Linked DNA regions of Homo sapiens: region 2 is linked to region 1. A link is a loop called in an ENCODE intact Hi-C map of the cell type or tissue named here. Cell type or tissue: heart right ventricle. All regions are shown on one strand.

What was found. A loop is a pair of places that touch in the nucleus more often than their neighbours do. Peaks named below come from ENCODE experiments on the same cell type or tissue, not always from the same donor. Only the 100,000 strongest peaks of a DNase experiment are listed, where the experiment ranks them.
Region 2: a loop joins it to region 1, with 5 times the contacts of the local background. A loop is called at or near these places in 7 of 110 quality-filtered maps.

What each region holds. Positions count from the first base shown.
Region 1 is chr22:50,634,877-50,639,876 of GRCh38, forward strand. It overlaps LOC124905149 (a long non-coding RNA gene), which reads left to right. Exons shown (of 2, transcript XR_007068161.1): 2 at 667-1,130. Among named protein-coding and RNA genes, the nearest start is that of ARSA, 9.2 kb to the left of the region's middle. RefSeq lists enhancers at 386-902, 903-1,417. In heart right ventricle, no CTCF peak of the experiment used is centred here; no DNase peak of the experiment used is centred here.
Region 2 is chr22:50,709,852-50,714,851 of GRCh38, forward strand. SHANK3 (SH3 and multiple ankyrin repeat domains 3) reads left to right here. Exons shown (of 25, transcript NM_001372044.2): 21 at 1,764-1,787. Among named protein-coding and RNA genes, the nearest start is that of ACR, 26 kb to the right of the region's middle. In heart right ventricle, no CTCF peak of the experiment used is centred here; no DNase peak of the experiment used is centred here; H3K27ac peaks cover 1,469 bases.

The DNA.
Region 1 (5,000 bases):
TAAAATCTTAAAACTAAAGCTATAAAATCTTGATTTGTGTCTGTATTTTTATGTGTACATGCCTGTTTGTATATTATGTACATAGTAGCAAATTGACGTATAAATAAATAAGTGCTCATGAATGATGTAACTAAACCCAGATGCTTTTCTAGTTCATGTGACTAGTAATCTTTGGCAAATAAACTTAGTTTTAAAATTGTTGCTGCTGGGTGCAGTGGCTCACACCTGTAATCCCAGCACTTTGGGAGGCTGAGGCGGGCAAATCACGAGGTCAAGAGATCGAGACCATCCTGGCCAACATGGTGAAACCCCGTCTCTACTAAAAATACAAAAATTAGCCAGGCGTGGTGGCATGCGCCTGTAGTCCTAGCTACTCAGGAGGCTGAGGCAGGAGAATCACTTGAACCTGGGAGGTAGAGGTTGCAGTGAGCCGAGACTGCACTACTGCACTCTAGCCTGGGTGACAGAGTGAGACTCCATCTCAAAAAAAAAAATGATGCTAAAATTAGAATATCTTCAAAGTCGTCAGTCTTAAATATAATTGAGACATCTTTGCTTGGGCCCATTGGTCGGACAGGTTCAGACAGTCTCTGTTAGATGCTTTAAGGTCATAAAATTTGCTTCTGTCATATTTCTGATACTTGCTTAATTTGTCTGTGAACTTAGGTCTTTGGCTTTGAGCCTCTACATTCTGGGGTCAAGACAAGTGGACATGATGTGGCCTGGAGACATCTGTGTGTCCGCAGTACCTAAGCCCCATCCTCCCTGGCCCAGCTGTACCCCCCGGTCATGCTGTTTGTCTGCAGTGCCCGAGCCCCGTCCTCCCTAGCCCAGCTGTGCCCCCCGGCCATACTGTGTGTCTGCAGTGCCTGAGCCCCGTCCTCCCTAGCCCAGCTGTGCGCCCCAGCCATGCTGTGTGTCTGCAGTGCCCGAGCATTGTCCTCTCTTGCCCAGCTGTGCCCCCCGGTCATGCTGTGTGTCTGCAGTGCCCGAGCATTGTCCTCCCTGGCCCAGCTGTGCCCCCCGGTCATGCTGGGAGGGGTTGAGTCCTCCAGGCATTGTCTTTGTAGTAGCCCATTCTCACACTGCTAATAAAGACATACCTGAGACTGGGTGATTTGTAAAGGAAAGAGGTTTAATTGACTCACAGTTCAGCGTGGCTGGGAAGCCTCAGGAAACTTACAATCATGGCGGAAGAGGAAGCAAACACGTTCTTCACATGAGGTCAGGAAGGAGGTGTGCAGAGCGAAGAGTGGGGAAGCACCTCATGAAACCATGAGACCTCGTGAGAACTCACTAGCACAAAAACAGCGTGGGGGAACCGCCCCCTTCATCTAATCACCTCCCACTGGGTCCCTCCCACAACACCTGTGGATTTTGGGAACTACAGTTCAAGATGAGATTTGGGTGGGGACACAGCCAAACCATATCAGTCTTTAAAGCTCTGTCCTTTGTCCTGGGCTTTGCATCTTTAATAACAATTAAAATTGCTTACTTCCCATGTTTTTCACTGAAAATTAGGCTTCCTAAGAGTTAACATTGTAATTAATATATGTATTTAAAACTACTAGATATAAGAGAAACACTTCTGTATGCAAAGTTTATAAGAAAGTAGGATGTGTTTTTGGTAAGGAAGGTTATAAAGAAGGCATGAGAATGAGGTTTTTGTTAAAGGAAAAGTAATTTTGTCTAGTTTTGATGTTTTTAAAGGTTGTTTTAAATTAAAGGAATAAAAAAATGATAGATAAAACTGAATATATATAGAAAGTTTGAGAAACAAAGAATGGAACAAATTTTAAGAGGTTATTAAAGGTTTATGGAAATCTTATGTGGTCAAAGCTGATTGAGATTGAATGGATCTGTTTTTAAGTTTTTATTAAAATTAGCTTTAGTATTAATAATATGCTAATGTAAAGGTAGAATTTAGTTTTCATTTTTGAGTAAGATTTTCATGTAGTATTAATAAGAGACAGTAAAAGATTTTTGTTTACCTTTTGAGTAAACTACAAGAAAAGGAGGAGTAGGCCCGGTACGGTGGTTCACACCTGTAATCCCAGCACTTTGGGAGGCCGAGGTGGGTGGATCACCTGAGGTCAGGCGTTTGAGACTAGCCTGGCCAAGATGGTGAAACCCCATCTCTACTAAAAATACAAAAATTAGCCAGGCGTGGTGGCGCCTGCCTGTAGTCCCAGCTACTCAGGAGGCCGAGGCAGGAGAATCGCTTGAACCCGGGAGGCGGAGGTTGCAGTGAGCTGAGATTGTGCCACTGCACTCCAGCCTGGGCAACAAGAGTGAGACTCTGTCTCACAAAAAAAAAGGAGGAGTAGAGAGTTTGCCTCATGCTGTCTTTATTTATTTATTTATTATTTTGGAGACAGGATCTTGCTGTGCCACCCAGGCTCATCTCGAACTCCTGAGCTCAAGCAGCCCTCCTGCCTTGGTCTCCCAAAGTGCAGGGATTACAGGTATGAGCCACCACGCCTGGCTCAAAATTATAATTATTATGTTAAATTGTTGTATGTCACACAAAAAAACAAATCTCCTTGTGAATTGCATCTGTAACCATCATTAGTCTAAGTCATCTGTCATCCACAGTCAATTACTGTTTTACTTTGATTCTTTTTAAAAAGCAGCTTATAATTAGCTACAGTTCAAGACTTGCTTCTTCCTCAAGGAAACTCATGTAAAGTACCCAGACAAGTACTTTTTTTTTTTTTTTTTTTTTTTGGTTTTTGGTTTTTTTTTTTTGAGACCGATCTCGCTCTGTCGCCCAGGCTGGAGTGTAGTGGCGCGGTCTTGGCTCACTGCAAGCTCCGTCTCCCGGGTTCATGCCATTCTCCTGCCTTAGCCTCCTGAGTAGCTGGTACTACAGGCGCCCGCCACCACACGTGGCTGATTTTCTTTGTATTTTTAGTAGAGATGGGGTTTCACTGTGTTAGCCAGGATAGTCTTGATCTCCTGAGCCCACGATCCGCCCGCCTCGGCCTCCCAAAGTGCTGGGATTACAGGCGTGAGCCACCATGCCCGGCCTCAAGATGCTTTTAAAAGTCTAATCTGAGATTCCTTATGAAAAAGTTCTGGCAAAGCCAACTTTAAAAGAGGTTGAATGGCCAGTCACTATTATTACTGTACTTTATGCAAATAATCAGGCCAATTATAATAAGACTAAAACTTATTTTGTAAATCAGTTGTTCTTACTCTGATTTGTCTTTTGTGGAAAAGGGAGACTGGAGAGAGAAAAAATATGTTTTAGAAGAAAACTATAGTATACCTGTTATTAGAGTCCAGACTGACTGTTGACACCTGTTATTAGAGTCCGGACTGACTGTTGACACCTGTCACGAGAGTCCGGACTGACTGTTGACACCTGTCACAAGAGTCCGGACTGACTGTTGACACCTGTCATTAGAGTCCGGACTGACTGTTGACACCTGCCGTGAGGAGAGTCCGGACTGACTGTTGACACCTGTTATTAGAGTCCGGACTGACTGTTGACACCTGTTATTAGAGTCCGGACTGACTGTTGACACCTGTTATTAGAGTCCGGACTGACTGTTGACACCTGTTACGAGAGTCCGGACTGACTTGTTTTTGAGTTGTTATCATTTGCCTATAGTTTGAACTGAATCCTGCATTCTTTCCTAGCTCCAAGTCTCTAAACTAATGCTTTCCAGTTTTTCTCCCATTTTTCTGATTTAAAATCACTGGAAATTAAAATGGCTTTTCTTGAAGCCCTGCAACTGAAGCTAAATTACTTATAATCTTCAGGAGAAATCATCACAGCGACTTATGTATAAATAGCCTTTGTGCCTGTTGATATATGGACTATTCAGAAAGTTCACTTGAACACCCAATTAGAACTACAATCCAGAAAAATCTGTCAAATTGCCATTGCAATCTGAAGATGCTCCAGATGCCTCAGATTGAGGAGAGCTAGAAAAGCTAGTCTATGGATGACACCAGACATTCACCGTTTTTTTTCTTCTGTTTCCATAGAATTGTATCTTGTTAAAGATCTGTTTGTGTGAATTATATACGAGGTCCCAGCCCATCTGCAATGCCACTTCTTGGAATAGGATACAGCTGTTTAACTGAGCTGATCTAGTCTCAGGACTAAGAGACGGATTCAAGAAAATATGGCATGATACATATCTATTTTTCAGAGACAGGGTCTCACTCACTCACCCACAAAGTGGTGTGATCACAGCTCTCTGCAGACTTGACTTCCCAGGCTCAGGTCATCCTGCTGCATCAGCCTCCCAGGTAGCTGGGACCACAGACACAAACTACCATGCCTGGCTAATTTTTTATTTTTTGTAGCAATAGAGTCTCCCTGTGATGCCCGGGCTGGTCTGAACACCTGGGCTCAAGTGCTCCTCCTGCCTCAGCTTCCCAAAGTGCTGAGATTTACAGCCATGAGCCACTGTGCCCTGCCAGGATGACATTTAAATTTGTCTTTTTCTGCTTATCCCAATTTCTTTTTGCCCGCCTCTGCCTGTCTCTTATCTAACAACCTCTAACTCAAATCTCTTCAAAGCTATCAACTTTCTTTTTATATGGGCAACTTTCTGAAAGTCTCAAAGTGGGGACTGAAGGAAACCAAAATATTTCGCCCCAAAATGTATTTCCATGGCTGGGCATGGTGACTCACGCCTGTAATCCCAGCACTTCGTGAGGCCGAGGTGGGCAGATCACCTGAGGTCAGGAGTTTGAGACCAGGCTGGCCAACATGGCGAGACCCCGTCTCTACTAAAAATACAAAAATTAGCCAGGCATGGTGGTGCATGCCTGTAATCCCAGGGAGGCTGAAGCAGGAGAATCACTTGAACCCAGTAGGTGGAGGTTGCAGTGAGCTGAGATTGCACCACTGCACTCCAGCCTGGGTGACGGAGTGAGACTCTGCCTCAAAACAAACAAACAACAACAACAAAAATATTTCCTTGACACGGTTCAAGACAGTTACTCAGAAGGACTGGAAATAGAAGAATAGCTGAAAAGCT
Region 2 (5,000 bases), 75 kb after region 1:
ACCCACACTTCTGGAGCTCAGGAAGCCACCCTGTCCCCAGAAGACAGCTGTCCTGGGAAGCCAGCAGGGCTTCTGGAAGTCCCCTCTGGAAATGCCTGATTTGAGGACGCCATGCCAGCATCAGGGTTTCCCCAGGTACCTAAGGGACCATCCCACAACCCAGTGTTTTTGCTTTCAGAAGATAGAAATGAGGCCTGTTGGTCACTGCTGGCATGAACACATCAGAACTGCCTCACACTGTCAAGAGCTATTAGAGCCCTTTAGGATCCATAGTCTATCGAGAAGGTGCCTGGACACCTAAAAAGAAAAGAAAGTGAGGTGTCAGAGAAAGCAGGTGCAAGTCGGAGGCTCCTGTCCAGGTGGCTGTTTGCTGCTCGGAGGATGTGGGAGAGGCATGGCCCTGTTGGAGGAAGGGGAGGGAAGGGGTATCCTGTGGGGGAATGGGGTGAGCAAAGGCTGGTGCCTGGAAAATGGAGGGTTGCAGAGCTGGGAGTGAGAGGAAGGGGCTGGGTGGGGACCCTCCTGAGATAGGTGGTGAGAGAGAGAAGAGGGCAGAACACCCCTCCTCCCCTCAGCACTGGGGGCTCCTCATGGTCGCCACATGCATGTCTGCTCGGTTTGTACCAGGAATGTGCTGGGGCCACAGGTCAGTGGAGACCCAGGCCAGGGAAGGCCCTGTGGCGGGTCCAAGCCCTTCCTGTGTATTCACGTTCCCGGGAGAACTCTGGACTTCCCTGTAATTTCTGGGCCCCTTTTTCTTTTGTGATGAGAACATCAGGGTAGGTGCCACACCCAGCATCTATGTGAGTGGCCTTGTCCTGGAAAAGGTTTCTGTGCCAAACACACTTGCCCTGCCTTTTAAGACCGACTTTGAACAGAACACAGAGGTGACCACCTTAATTTTCAGCGACACCTGAACTTGTTTTCTATGGGGTTTTGCCTTTTTTCTGAACAAACGTTTGACTGAGCCAAGCATGATGGAGTTGTGCATATCTGTGTGTGTGTGCGTGTCTGTGCGTTGGTGAGCGGACACGCGCTGTCTGCACCTGCGTGCATGCGGCACACATGTCTGTGCGTGGGTGAGTGGACACGTGCTGTGTGCACCTGCATGCGTGTGGCACACGTGTGTGCATGGGTGAGCGGATACGCACTGTGTGCGCCTGCATGCGTGTGGCACACATGTCTGTGCGTGGGTGAGCAGACGCGCTGTGTGCACCTGCATGCGTGTGGCACACGTGTGTGCGTGGGTGAGCGGATACGCGCTGTATGCACCTGCGTGCATGCAGCACACGTCTGTGCGTGGGTGAGCGGATACGCGCTGTGTGCGCCTGCATGCGTGTGGCACACGTCTGTGCGTGGGTGAGCGGATATGCAGTGTGCGCCTGCATGCGTGTGGCACACGTGTGTGCGTGGGTGAGCGGATACGCGCTGTGTGCCCCTGCGTGCATGCAGCACACATGTCTGTGCGTGGGTGAGTGGACATGCGCTGTGTGCACCTGCATGCATGTGGCACACACACACAAGTCCCTGCTTGTGGTTGTTTCCTCCTTGGCTTTCAAGGCATGTACCAACTGACTCCAGAGTTGGGCAGATTTGCTATTCACGGTCTGATAAAGAGGTGTAGGCTGGGGGCAGATTTGGGAGGTCATGGTTTTTGGGGGAGGTGGTGGTGAGAGGGATGGGGTGGGGAAATGAGTGTGGATAATGGGGCCCGGGTGCCGAGCCTGCCTCTTACTCCCTTTACTCTGTTTCTTGATTCCAAGCCTCCATTCGGAGAAGAAAAGGGGGTGAGTCATCTGCCTGTGTCCCCAGGGCCTTGGCTTTGCCTGACCCCTGTCTGGGGGAGTGCTGGTGTGTGAGGAGGTTCCAGCGCAAGTCAGGGTGGCCTGGAAGCCTGGGCTGCACCCTCCTGTTGGCCTTCTCCCTGGGCATCTGGTAGGGGCATGAGAGAAGGGCCTGCAAGGATGGATGGGGAGTTCCCAGGGGTGTGACCCTCTGAGACTGTGATGGCCTTGGGGGCTCAGGTGAGCCTGGGGCCTGTGAGCTGTGCAGATAGCCTGATGGAGGCAGCCCGTGGGGAGGAGCTGGGAGAGCCCCGTGGAGGCCACTGCATGCACCATGGCCCGGACAGCAGGAGGGAAAGGGCTCCGAGGGTCCCAGAGGGGGAGCTCTAGGGAGCAGGGAGACTGGGCCGTGTTGGCGTGCACGTTGCTTCTTTCTGCTGGTCCTCTCGGGGCCTGTGCTTGGGTTGTGGGACCTACTCCCGTGCTGGTTGGTTGTAGGGCCAAGCCCAGAGCTGATGGTCCCTTCAGAGCAGGGGTCTGAGTCCCACAGCACTGGGGAAGGAGCTTGGAGCTCCCCTGGCCAAAGACCCCAGGCTGTTGACTACCCTCCTGAACCCCCGTTCAGGCCTCCCTCTACCCTTTGGGGCTGCTCCCTGTATGTCCTTTATGTTCAGCCTGGTTGCAGGGGAGGGCGCATTCAGGTGGGGACAGTCACCTGGGCCTGGGTACTGAGGTCCACTGTCTGGTGAAGTCCTGGGACCCGGCTTCCGGCAGCCTCCTCTGCCTCTCGGGTGGATGGGAATCAGGGCCCAGACAGAGGCTTGAGGTGGCTTTCTCCACCCAGGCCTGTATATTTGCTCCACGTCCGTGTACCTGATGCCCATCCCTCCCTCTCTCTCGACCCACTGGGCTTTCCCTGGGTGAGGACACATCTGCCAGGCCCTTGGCCCAGCCCTCTTGAGGTCCCCTTGCTGCCTCTTGCCCCAGCCCAGGTGAAGGGCTTCCCCAGTGTCTTCTCAGGTATTAAAAACAGGTGACAAGGTCTCCTCCAGTGACCTTTTCTGCATGCCTTTGGGGCAGACATACAAGCTATTTCTGGAATCTTCTGGCTCTGCCCTCTAGCTCGTTAGTGGGGCTCCCAGGGTGCTGTGTTGCAGCCCAGGTGCTGCTCCAGTTGTGGAAGAAGTGATGGCTGGTTGATCATCCCGCAGGCTGGGGCCCTGTTGATCAAACAGCTGCAAACCCAGCTGTGTCCTGCTGTGCACCCAGAGGGCCCTGGGAGTGAGCGGGTCCACTTGGTTCCTGATGGGCTTTGTTTCCCTTAATTATCTAAAATTATTTATTTAAGAATATATCCTCTAATATTGGGGGGAGATTTATGTCAACCTCATCAGTTTGTAATTTGCAGAATTCTTGATGAATCCTTTCCCTTTTGAAAACACTTCTCACCCGGCTCCAGCACCATCGCCGGATGACCAGAAACAGCTGCTCACTAAACGTTATGTGCGTCCCGCTGTGGGTCTCTGGGATGGGTCTTCCAGACCTAGAGAGACAGCCTCTCCTAGCCCGTGGCTCAGGCGGCAACGTGTCTCCCATGATGCTGAGCCGTGTGTGCCTCACGGAGTTTTCTCTCCATTCATATCTTTACTTCTGCAGTTTCCGGGGAGTATGGTGCTTAAGTCTCATCTCTTACTTCCTAGTCAGAGATTTATGGCAATTTCGCTTCAGTTTGCTCCTGGGTTGGATAAGGGTGATGATAAAATCCTCGTGTAGTTGTGGGATGAGAGGAGTGGTTTGCATAAAGTCCCGCATACTCTAGAAATCACCAAGAACTTAACAGATGGTGGCAATGGTGACTTCAACTCCCAAAAAGAAATCATTCACTTCATGACAAAAGCAAATGAGAAGTCCCCTCAAACCAGCAGCCCCTGGTCTGTACCTGGGCCCCTGTCACCTGGTGGCACTGGGAGCTGTGCACAGGCCCAGATATCTGCAGTTGGAGCCTGTTTTGCTGGTAAACTCTTGTATCGTTCAGGACACAGGCTGGGCGCTGATGGAACACAGAGAACAGTATTTGCTCTGTTCTGCAGACCCGGAAGCTGTCTGGGGAGATGGGGCACACAGACATGAATTGTACTGAATTGTGTCCAGTGCCAGCACAGTTGTAAGCCTTTCTTCTGTGCTAATTCTCACTAGAGACACGTGAGCGAGCACTGTTTTTATGCCTGTTTTATCAATGAGGACACAGAGGTCACAAAGAGGTTATGTCAGGACAGAGTCAGTGTACAGGGTGGGTCTGGTCTGGGTTGGGTACAGGACAGTCTTGGGGAGTTCCTTCCTTCCAGCAATGCTAAGCTTGGGGAGTTCCTTCCTTCCTTCCAGCAATGCTAAGCAGATTGCAGAGGTAGAATCAGCAGGTGCTGTGAACAGCTGCAGATTGGAGTTGGAAGGAGTAGGAGGTGTCCAGTCTGACCGTTGAAATTCTCCAACAAGGGGCCAAGACAAGAGTGAAAGGTGCCAAGACAAGTGTGGCCAGACAGTGGTCCCTCTAGGGTTGGCATAGCCCCAAAGAGTGGAGAAGGGCTTGGGGTTGGGTGCAGCCTGAGTGATGGGTGGGGTGCAGTGGGGCTGCTGAATGAGAGGGCCGGTGCAGCAGCCAGGTGGACATGAGTGCTGCCCCAGCCCTTGCTGCATGCTGCACGCACTGGTCCTCAGTGGACCCACAGGGGGCGAGAGCTGCTTATGTCCTGGGGGAGCCATCCAACCAGGGCTCTGATGGTCCTGAGATACACGTATTAGTTTAACAGTTTCCAAGTCACTTTGATCTTCTGTGGAAACCTGCTTGTACATCAGGGTCTGTCCTCGGGCTGTGACCCGCTGTGAACAGCTTCCCTTCCAGTGCGGTACAGATAGCCAAGAGTGGCCTGTATGTGCTGAGAACAGTGACAGGACGAAGGGAAATGGAGGGAAATCCAGGGAGACTGTGGTCTCTGAATCGTTTGTCTGTCCTGTGCCCTGGTCTTCTCCCTCATGGTCAGAGTGGCCTTTCCTTAAGTGAGGTCCACAGGGTCACCTGGAGTCTCCTTGAGGCTAGAGAGGCTGCCTGGGGTGGGGTCTGAGTTCTGGGGTGAGGGCCTTGTCTTGGGAGCCTGGGGTGGGAGCTCAAGGAGGGAGGGGAGCGGTGGCCTCTGTCAGCATCACGGGTGGCCGGGTTGG